Linked DNA regions of Homo sapiens: region 2 is linked to region 1. Evidence: read pairs that join two places in POLR2A ChIA-PET (ENCODE). Cell type or tissue: Panc1. All regions are shown on one strand. Each heading gives the region's core, and the rest is flanking DNA. Links, peaks and the distances in the headings are about the cores only. Region 1 holds the start of UQCRHL (ubiquinol-cytochrome c reductase hinge protein like). Region 2 overlaps PLEKHM2 (pleckstrin homology and RUN domain containing M2).

Evidence for each region. Peaks named below come from ENCODE experiments on the same cell type or tissue, not always from the same donor. Only the 100,000 strongest peaks of a DNase experiment are listed, where the experiment ranks them.
Region 2: POLR2A ChIA-PET joins it to region 1 with 5 read pairs; 4 of 35 experiments call an interaction of 5 or more read pairs at or near these places.

The regions. Positions count from the first base shown.
Region 1 is chr1:15,805,738-15,811,110 of GRCh38, reverse strand. It overlaps UQCRHL (ubiquinol-cytochrome c reductase hinge protein like), which reads left to right and starts at 3,462. Exons shown (of 1, transcript NM_001089591.2): 1 at 3,462-3,737. The coding sequence starts at 3,462. The coding sequence ends at 3,737. In Panc1, for the core only: no CTCF peak of the experiment used is centred there; no DNase peak of the experiment used is centred there; H3K27ac peaks cover 2,013 bases.
Region 2 is chr1:15,690,103-15,695,475 of GRCh38, reverse strand. All of the region lies in intron 1 of PLEKHM2 (pleckstrin homology and RUN domain containing M2), which reads right to left. Among named protein-coding and RNA genes, the nearest start is that of PLEKHM2, 8.5 kb to the right of the region's middle. In Panc1, for the core only: no CTCF peak of the experiment used is centred there; no DNase peak of the experiment used is centred there.

The DNA.
Region 1 (5,373 bases), core at 157-5,156:
TACCACACTCGGCTAATTTTTTGTATTTTTAGTGGAGATGGGGTTTCACCGTGTTAGCCAGGATGGTCTCGATCTCCTGACCTCGTGATCTGCCTGCCTCAGCCTCCCAAAGTGCTGGGATTACAGGCATGAGCCACCGGGCCCGGCCTGTTCAGGTTTTATCTTCCCCACTAGATGATACACTTTGAGAGGAACTCTTTTGTATAGAATTTTGGAGTTCGAAGAGATTTTAGTGTTTATCTCATCCAAACTTCTCACCTAATGTCTGAATCCCCTTTATGAATCTCTGATAACTTTTTTTTTCTTTTGAAATAGGGTCTTGCTATGTCACCCAGGCTGGAGTGCAGTGACTCACTCTTGGCTCACTGCAACCTCTGCTTCCCCTACTCAAGCGATCCTCTCACCTCAGCCTCCCGAGCAGCTGAGACTACAGGTGCATGCCACCACACCCAGCTAATTTTTGTATTTTTCATAGAGACAGGGTTTCACCGTGTTGCCCAAGCTGGTCTCAAATTCCCGCGCTCAAGTGATCCACCTGCCTCAGCCTCCCAGAGTGCTGGGATTACAAGTGTTAGCCACCACACCCAGCCTCTGACAACTTCTGATTTCATCTTTTGAAGACCTCTCATTCTGGGGCTCTCCTTACCTAAAGAATAGAGGCTCAGTGCAGGAATAGAGGATGCTGAATGCAATGTTGTTGAATTCATGCTACTTCTCCCTTAAAACTGAGTCAGCCCTTGGCTGGGTGTAGGTTGCAGAAGAGGGAGAACACAGAGAACTGAACAACTTTTTGGCTAAAAATGTTGGGGAATGTTTCCAACGAACTTGTGTCCACTGCCACTTATGCCTTGTGATTTAGCTCTTGCCCATTGTTATTTAGGGCAACCAAATTACAAAACTTAAATCTCTCTTTTTTCCTCCTCTTAGGAAAGGCTATGAAGAACATTTGGCAGGAGCATTGCAGCTAACAAAGCCCTTTCCAATACTTCAGCTTGTTAGAACTCTTTGATGCAGGCAGTGTTATCCTCACATTAGGGAGGAAACTGAGATTTAAACTAAGTCATTAAGGTTGGCAAAGCTAGCATTCAAACCCAGGTCATTTAGCTTCAAAAAGCCTAGTGCCGTGTTTTCACTAAACAGTCACGTGTCTAAAAACCAAGCCAGGTGCAGTGGCTCATGACTATGATCCCAGCACTTTGAGAGGCTGAAATAGGAGGTTCACTTGATCCCAGGAGTTTGAGACCAGCCTGGACAACATAGTGAGATCCCCGTTGCTAAAAATATTTTCTTTTAATTAGCGAGGTGTGGTGGTATGTACCTCTAGTCCCAGCTACTCGGGAGACCGAGGTGGGAGGATCACTTGAGCCATGATTGTGCCACTGCACTCCAGCCTGTGTGACACAGCAAGACCTTGTCTCAAAAAAAAAAAAATTAAATTAAAAAAACCCTCTGTTGTGCAAAGGCCGATTTTGGCCCTGGAGAAAGAATCAGGGTCAGTCAGGTGCGGTGGCTCACGCCTATAATCCCAGCACTTTGGGAGGCCGAGGCGGGTGGATCACTTGAGGTCAGGAATTCCAGACCAGCCTGGACAACATGGCAAAACCCCGTCTTTACTAAAAATACAAAAATTAGCCGGGCATGGTGGTGCATGCCTGTAATTCCAGCTACTCGGGAGGCTAAGGTAGGAGAATCACTTGAATCCGGGAGGCAGAGGTTGCAGTGAGCGGAGATCGTGCCACTGCACTCCAGCCTGGGCAACAGAGTGAGACTCTGTCTCAAAAACAAAACAAAACAAAAACAGAAAGAATCAGAGTCAACAAATCAGTATGGATGCAGATTCCTCAGATGCCAGGAATCCCAGGATAAATGGCAGGGGTGAACCAAATACTTCCCATTCTTCCCTCACCACCCTCCTCCATCCAATAAAGAAGTAAATAAATTCCTCAAGTCCCCTCTGCCCCAGTGCATGGAATGTTTACCTGTGGACTAGGACTGGTCTACATGCCAAACAGGCCTTGCCTCCTGGGCGGCATGTTTGCAGGGGATCCTTGCTGATGATGTTGGCCTCCTCCTGCACCCTCCCACTCCATGGCTGTCTCACCTGAGAGAGCTTTCTTCCTTTTGCATTAAGTGTGAGTCCTGATAAATTCAAAAAAGCCTCCAGGTGACATCATTTTAACACCAGTTAACAATCACAAATCTGGGTGAATGAGCCTCAGAGTTTTTCTTGACAGTAGTGTGCGTGCGTGTGTGTGTGCGTGTTTTCCATGGAAAAATAAAATGTATTACACAAACTATCAGTATTAATTACAGAAAGGTGGCCAGGTGCAGTGCCTCACGCCTGTAATCCTGGCACTTTGGGAGGCCAAGGCGGGCAGATTGCCTGAGCTCAGGAGTTTGAGACCAGCCTGGTCAAACATGGTGAAACCCTGTATCTACTAAAAATACAAAACATTAGCTGGGCGTGGTGGCGCATGCCTGTAGTCTCAGGTACTCGGAAGGGTGAGGCACAAGAATCGCTTGAGTCTGGAAGGTGGAGGTTGCAGTGAGCCGAGAACACGCCACTAAACTCCAGCCGGGGTGACAGAGCAAGACTCTGTCTCAAAAAACAAACAAACAATTAATTACAGAAAGGTAAGCCTGGCCAATAGGTCAGGAAAAGCAGCCCCACTGCAGATCCACACCACTACGGAAACTTGAGGCACCACACACATGACTTTGCTGACTGGGGGCAAAGGATGAACTAGTGAGCAAACTTGGGAGGCTGAGACAGGAGGATCGCTTGAACCTGGGAGGTAGAGGTTGCAGTGAGCCAAGATCGCACCACTGCTCTCCAGCCAGGTGACAGAGCGAGACTCCAGCTCAAAAAAAAAAAAAAAGTCAAGATATTAAATATGAAAGCAACACTTTATTTTTTATTTTATTTTATTTTAAGACAGGGTCTCTCTCTGTCACCCAGACTGGAGTACAGTGACATGATCTCTGCTCACTGTGATCTCTGCCTCCCAGGCTCAAACTATCCTCCCACATCAGCCTCCCAAATAGCTGGGACTACAGGGGCCCACCACCACACCTGACTAATTTTTGTATTTTTGGTAGAGATGCGGTTTCACCATGTTGCCCAGCCTGATCTTGAACTTCTGGATTCAAGTGATCCGCCCTCCTCGGCCTCCCAAAGTGCTGGGACTACAGGCTTGAGCCACCTCGCCCAGCTGAAAGTGACACTTTAATACTTTCAGGAAATTATAGGAGATGATTGTTAAGAGCTCAGGATAAAGAGAAGTTTCTGGCCGGGAACGGTGGCTCACACCTGTAATCCCAGCACTTTCAGTGGCGGAGCACCTGTGGCCAAGAGTTTGAGACCAGCCTGGCCAACATGGTGAAACCCCATCTCTACTAAAAATACAAAAATTGAGGTGCCGCTGTTGCTGCTCGTGTTAAATCTAGAACCGTAGCCAGACATGGGACTGGAGGACGAGCAAAAGATGCTTACCGAATCCGGAGATCCTGAGGAGGAGGAAGAGGAAGAGGAGGAATTAGTGGATCCCCTAACAACAGTGAGAGAGCAATGCGAGCAGTTGGAGAAATGTGTAAAGGCCCGGGAGCGGCTAGAGCTCTATGATGAGCATGTATCCTCTCGATCACATACAGAAGAGGATTGCACGGAGGAGCTCTTTGACTTCTTGCATGCAAAGGACCATTGCGTGGCCCACAAACTCTTTAACAACTTGAAATAAATGTGTGGACTTAATTCACCCCAGCCTTCATCATCTGGGCATCAGAATATTTCCTTATGGTTTCGGATGTACCATTTGTTTCTTATTTGTGTAACTGTAAGTTCACATGAACCTCGTGGGTTTTGGCTTAGGCTGGTAGCTTCTATGTAATTCGCAGTGATTCCATCTAAATAAAAGTTCTGTGATCTGCAAAAAAAAAAAAAAATTAGCCGGGTGTGGTGGTACATGCCTGTAATCACAGCTACGTGGGAGGCTGAGGCAGGAGAATCCCTTGACGCCAGGAGGTGGAGGTTGCAGTGAGCTGAGATTATGCCACTGCACTCCAGTCTGGGTGACATAGCAATACTCTGTCTCAAAAAAAATTTTTTTTTTCTTTTTTTAAACAATTTACTTATTCATTTTTAATTTTTTCTGAGATGAAGTCTTGCTATGTTGCCCAGGCTGGTCTCAAACTCCTGGGCTCAGATGATCCGCCTGCCTTAGCCTCTCAAAGTGTTGGGATTATGGGTACGAGCCACAAACAGACAAGAGAAGTTTCTTTTTTTTTTTATGAGATGGAGTCTCACTCTGTCACCCAGGCTGGAGTGCAGTGGCGTCTCCTCGGCTCACTGCAACCTCTGCCTGCTGCGTTCAAGTGATTCTCCTGCCTCAGCCTCCCGAGTAGCCGAGACTACAGGCGCCCGCCACCTTGCCCTGCTAATTTTTGTATTTTTAGTAAAGACGGGGTTTCACCATGTTGGCCAGGCTGGTCTCCAACTCCTGACCTCAGGTGACCCGCCTGCCTCAACCTCCCAAATGCTGGGATTACAGGCATGAACCACCTCGCCCAACCGAAGAGAAGTTTCTTAAGATAAAAGGAAATGCAGGCCGGGCTTGATGGCTCATGCCTGTAATCCCAGCACTTTGGGAGTCTAAGGCAGGAGGATCACCTGAGCAACATGAAACCCTGTCTCTACCAAAAATACAAAAAATTAGCTGGGTGCGGTGGCATGTGCCTGTGATCCCAGCTACCCAGGAGGGTGAGGTGGGAGGATCGATTGAGCAGAAATCTCGCTACTGCACTCCAACCTGGGTGACAGAATGAGACCCCGCCTCAATAAATAAATAAATAAATAAAGACCATAAAGGAAAAAAATTGATACATTACCTCCATCAAAATAAATCAAAAGCCATCTTAAAACAGAATCTCAGGCTGGGCACGGTGGCTCATGCCTGTAATCTCAGCACTTTGGGAGTCCGAGGCGGGCAGATCACGAGGTCAGGAGATCGAGACCATCCTGGCTAACACGGTGAAACCCCGTCTCTACTAAAAATACAAAAAATTAGCCGGGTGTGGTGGTGGGTGCCTGTAGTCCCAGCTACTCGGGAGGTTGAGGCAAGAGAATGGCGTGAACGCAGGAGGCGGAGCTTGCAGTGAGCTGAGATTGTGCCACTGCACTCCAGCCTGGGCAACAGAGAGCAAAAAAAAAAAAAAAAGAAAAGAAAAAAGAGGCTCTCAACTCTGGCCGCAGGAGCATCACCTTAAGGGAGTTTTTTTTTGTTGTTGTTTTTGTTTTTTTTTTTGAGACGGAGTTTCGCTCTTGTTGCCCAGGCTGGAGTGTAATGGTGTGATCTTGGCTCACCAAAACCTCCGCCT
Region 2 (5,373 bases), core at 76-5,075, 120 kb after region 1:
ACACATGTAAACATGCCAACTGTAGGGCCTGGCATGTAACAGGTGCCGAATAAACTAAATGTTAAGGATTCATGTGGTTTTATTACTCCCCTTCCTCTCAACATGTTCAGGACTCTCATGCCTCAGCAGTCTGTGAACACCAAAAACAACTTGGAGCAAAAGTGTGAACAATGAAGGTTGATTACCCTCAAAAATTAAGTTTGGAGATTTTTGTGTATTTCAAGCACGCATCAGTTCCTTCCTTGTACTCGCATAATATTGGGTTTCTCAGAATCTGTTAGTTCCAACTGTTAAATACAGTTATCTGGGGAGGAAGGGAATTATAAGAAACTAATACCTTCTTCCTTATGTATTTGTGCAATGTTTGTAGACACTTATGGCAAAGGAGGAAAAGATAAATTACAAGTACACAGCATGAGGCCAGGTGCGGTGGCTCATGCCTATAAGCCCAGGACTTTGGGAGGCCAAGGCAGGTGGATCACTTGATGTCAGAAGTTCAAGACCAGCCTGGCCAATATGATGAAACCCCGTCTCTACTAAAAATACAAAAACTAGCCCAACATGGTGGTGCCTGCCTGTAATCCCAGCTACTTGGGAGGCTGAGGCAGGAGAATCACTTGAACCCAGGAGGTGAAGGTTGCAGTGAGCAGAAATCACACCACTGCCCTCCAGCCTGGGCAACAGAGTGAGACTCTGTCTCAAAAAACAAAAAAAAAAAACAAAACAAAATACACAGCATGGAGGAGAATATCTGTGTAGAGGGCCACCTGCTTCACTGGCAAGAGGTTAGGAGAAGCTCTCAGGACCCTGGATGGTTTCAATAACGGATAGATCAATGGCCTAAACTTTAATCTCCCGCGGAAAGGACTCTCCCAGAAATCATCCTTATTCACCTGCCTCAAATGGAAGTTCTAGGATGTTTGCACCTGGAATGAGCAACACCAAGGAGGATAGGGCTGGAAAGGAGACTTCACCCAAACCAACCGGCCCTGCTGCCTGGTTTAGACCCTCAAGGAGGAGAGCTCGGGGCCCAGAGTTGCTCATTCTCTATTGCATGGCAGTTCCCAGATCCCAGGCTTAGAAACCTGTTTTTTTGTTTGTTTGTTTGTTTTTTGTGTTTTTTTTTTGAGATGGAGTCTCGCTCTGTCGCTCAGGCTAGAGTACAGTGGCGCGATCTTGGCTCACTGCGACCTCCACCTCCTGGGTTCAAGCGATTCTCCTGCCTCAGCCTCCTGAGATGGGATTACATGCATGTGCCACCATGCCCAGTTAATTTTTGTATTTTTAGTAGAGACGGGGTTTCACCATGTTGGTCAAGCTGGTCTCGAACTCCTGATCTCGTGATCTGCCCGCCTGGGTCTCCCAAAGTGCTGGGATTACAGACATGAGCCACCACACCTGGCCAAGAAACCTGTTTTATCAGCAGAGGTGGCAACCCAGAGAGCTTTCTGTCATGAGAAAAGCTCTACTGCTTCCGTTGGACAGAAGGGCACTGCCAGCTCCAGCAGCAACACACTCCTGCCGTGGTGGTGAATCCTGATGCCTGAGATGGGCACTGGAGACTCCTGAGGTAGGAATGACCCAGCCAGGAGCCCCACAATCCCTGCAAATGCCAACCTTCTTCTCCCCACAACTGTCACGAACTGAACACCAGCTCTTGCCTTTCCACATTAAGGCTTGTGTGGACCACTCTGCCTCTTACTCAATGTTTCCAGACCTAACATTTGTGTCAGCTGGCAGCAGAATTTTAGTTTTGCTGGGAATTTCTTTTCACACTGGGCTCCAGCTGGATGAGTTCTGAGGGAGACCACTGCTCCATCTGAAGCTCCGGAGTGTTAGCCATAATGGCAGAATGACCACAGACAGTCAGCCCCGTCTGAACAGCCTGTTGCTGCCAGATGGTGACCTGTTTCTGTTAAACCCCAGTGAGTTTCTGCCTGGCCTCAAATCATCACACAGGGCCTTTCAATCTGGATAGGCCTAAGCCATGGCCAAACCATGGAGAGAGCGAGCCCAGGTTGTTCTGTGATGGGATGGAAAGGACCACACAGTGTCACAAGGTTTCCAACAGAAACCTGACGTCAGAGAAGCATTTCGTAAAAGGAGAACCATATCTTAAAAGTGAACGGGCATGGGTCCGGGTGAGATGGCTCATGCCTGTAATCCCAGCACTTTGGGAGGCCAAGGCGGGCGGATCACTTGAGACCAGGAGTTCAAGACCAGCCTGACCAACATGGTGAAACCCCATCCCTACTAAAAATACACAAATTAGCCAGGTGTGGTGGTGGGCACCTGTAATCCTAGCTACTCAGGAGGCTGAGGCAGGAGAATCTCTTGAACCCAGGAGGTGGAGGTTGCAGTGAGCCGAGATTGCGCCACTGCCCTACAGCCTGGGCAACGGAGAGAGACTTTGTCTCAAAAAAAAAAAAAAAAGTGTGGCTAGGCACGGTGGCTCGCGCCTATAATCCCAGCACTTTGGGAGGCCAAGGCAGGTGGATCACTTGAGGTCAGGAGTTCAAGACCAGCCTGACCAACATGGTGAAACCCCATCTCTACTAAAAATACAAAATTATCTGGGCATGGTGGTGCATGCCTATAATCCCAGCTACTTGGGAGGCTGAGGCAGGAGAATCACTTGAACCAGGGAGAAGGAGGTTGCAGTGAGCCGAGATCGTGCCACCGTGCTCCAGCCTGAGTAACAAGAGCAAAACTCCATTAAAAAAAGAAAAAGTGAATGGGGCATGGACACAGTGGCTTGCACCTGTAACCCCACACTTTGGGAGGCTGGAGTGAGAGGAAGGCTTGAGGCCAGGAGTTCAAGACCAGCCTTAGCAACACAGGGAGACTCAGTCTCTACAAAAAAACCAAAAAACGAAAAAAGTGAATGGGCAGGGCTCAGAAAAAGCAGTTATCACTTCTCCACTAGTATCTCCTCCTGAGCCTGGGTGGAGTTACTCATGGGGTCAGGATCCCTCTGTGCACGACATGGTTTCCGGGTTAGGGACCTTCAGGTCCCTCCCCGCCCTCACCAGACAGCCTTTACTCTGGGAGAGAGGAAAGAAGGGAAATAGCTACTGAGAATTTAGGAAAAGGAGGAAGAGGAGCAGGCAGAAGGCACACTGACCCTTAACACTTCAGTTTGTAACGTGTGTGTAGATACTATTTTATGTAAATCTTTGTCCTGGTGACTCAGGTCCTTAGGGATTTTGAGAACATTTAAAACTCTTATGAGTTTTTCTGTAAAGCCACAGAGAACAAAACTATTGATCTAAACCAAATAGTCAATACAATTTTTACATCTACCTACCTACCAGTCCCTCTCCAGGAATGAGCTACCCCAGCTAATTTTTTTTTTCCCCCGCCGAGACAGGGTCTCACTCTGTCACCCAGGCTGGAGTGTAATGGCATGATCCTGGCTCACTGCAGCCTCGAACTTCTGGGCTCAAGTGACCCTCCTGCCTCAGCCTCCTGAGTAGCTGGGACTATAGGCATGTGCCACCATGTCCACCTAATTTTTTATTTTTATTTTTGAAGACACAGGGTCTCATTATGTTGCACAGGCTGGTCTTGAATTCCTGGACTCAAGTGATCCTCCCACCTCAGCCCCGCAAAGTGCTGGGATTATAGTTGTGAGCCACTATGCCCACTGCCTCGCCTCCCCGCCCCCAGCTAATTTTTTTGTACTTGCAGATCTAACCTATCTCAGGAGTAGAAAAATGAGAAAAAGTTCACCATGCAAGGCAGCCTTTTCAACTGCACAGACAGGCTGGGCTGAACAACAGCTGTGGCTCATTCACCAGCGCCAGTAAATCCCGATCCCGACTAGGGACTGGGAGACTCCTGCTCAAGGCAGTGTGCCTGGCCAGAAATAGAACTTCACTCAGAGCCGACGCCGGTGAGGCACTGTCTGCCCAAACCGAAGTGGGTGGGAGACTGAGGCGAGAGAAGGTTGTCAGGACCCAGGAACTGAGAGATGGTTACCCTATTACAATTCATTTATCCCTTTTAAAGGGTAGGAGAACAGGGGCAATTACTTTTCATTTTATGTACTTCTGAGCTATTTGTGTGTTTTTAAAAACAACTATTTTCTTAGAATAATTTTACGGCCAAGTGCAGTGGCTCATGCCTGTAATCTTAGCACTTATGCAGGCCGAGGTGGGAGGATCACCTGAGCTCAGGAGTTCGAGACCAACCTGGGCAACATAGTGAGACCTTGTCTCCACACTAAAAAATTAAAAATTAGCTGGACGTGGTGGCATATGTCTGTAGTTCCAGCTACTCAGGTGGCTGAGGCGGGAGAATCGCTTGATCCCAGGAGTTGAAGGCTACAGTGAGCCATGATGGTGCCACTGTACTCCAGCCTGGGCCACAGAGTGAAACCCTGTCTCAAACAAACACACACACAAAAAGAATCATTTTTCATTCTCTTATCCTACTCAGTGTCCCTTGCAGGATGCAATGTCATTGCCTTAGGGAATCTTCCCTGATCGTCTCCAAAGCAAACCTCCCTGCCAATTCTTTATCACATTGCTTTAATGCCTTCATAATGCTTACCATGATCTGAAATCATCTCTGTATTTGTCTACGAATTTATCACCTTCTTTTTCTTCTAGAATGTCAGCTCCATGAGGGCAGATACTCATCTGCCTGTTCATATGAACCTTCCTAGGGCCTATGATGGTGAGGTTCTAGGGAAGGTGCTCACTAAATAGTTTTGAATAACTGAATACAGGGACACATGATGGGATTTACAAGTGTCCACATTCACTCCACAAGCCTAATGTGCAAAAACACAGCTACAATAGAGATTTGGTTAACTATAGCACTGGTGCACCAACTTCTCTGGAAGTAATCCCTGGCCTACCTTGGCAAGGACTTTTTCATATGAACACATGCGTCGTATGCGAACTACTGCCTGTGGGCTAAAACCAGCCTGATACCTATTTTTGTAAATAAAGTTTTATTGGAACAAAGCCACACTCATACACATTTGGTTGCTTTTGAGCAGAACTGAGCAGTTTCAACAAAGACTATACGGCCTGAAAATATTTGCCATGTGGCCTTTTAAGAAAAAGTTGGAGCTTGAAGAAACAGCAGTGTAGTATAAGACTCTCACTGAAGCCGGAGGCAGTGGCTCACGACTGTACTTTGGGAGGCCAAGGTGGGTGTATTACTGGAAACCAGGAGTTTGAGACCAGCCTGGCCAACATGGTGAAACCCTGTCTCTACTAAAAATACAAAAATTAGCAGGGCGTGGTGGTCTGTGCCCGTAATCCCAGCTACTTGGAGGTTGAGGCACGAGAATTGCTTGAACCCAGGAGGAGGGGGTTGCAGTGAACCAAGATCATGCCACTGCACTCCAGTCTGGGTGAC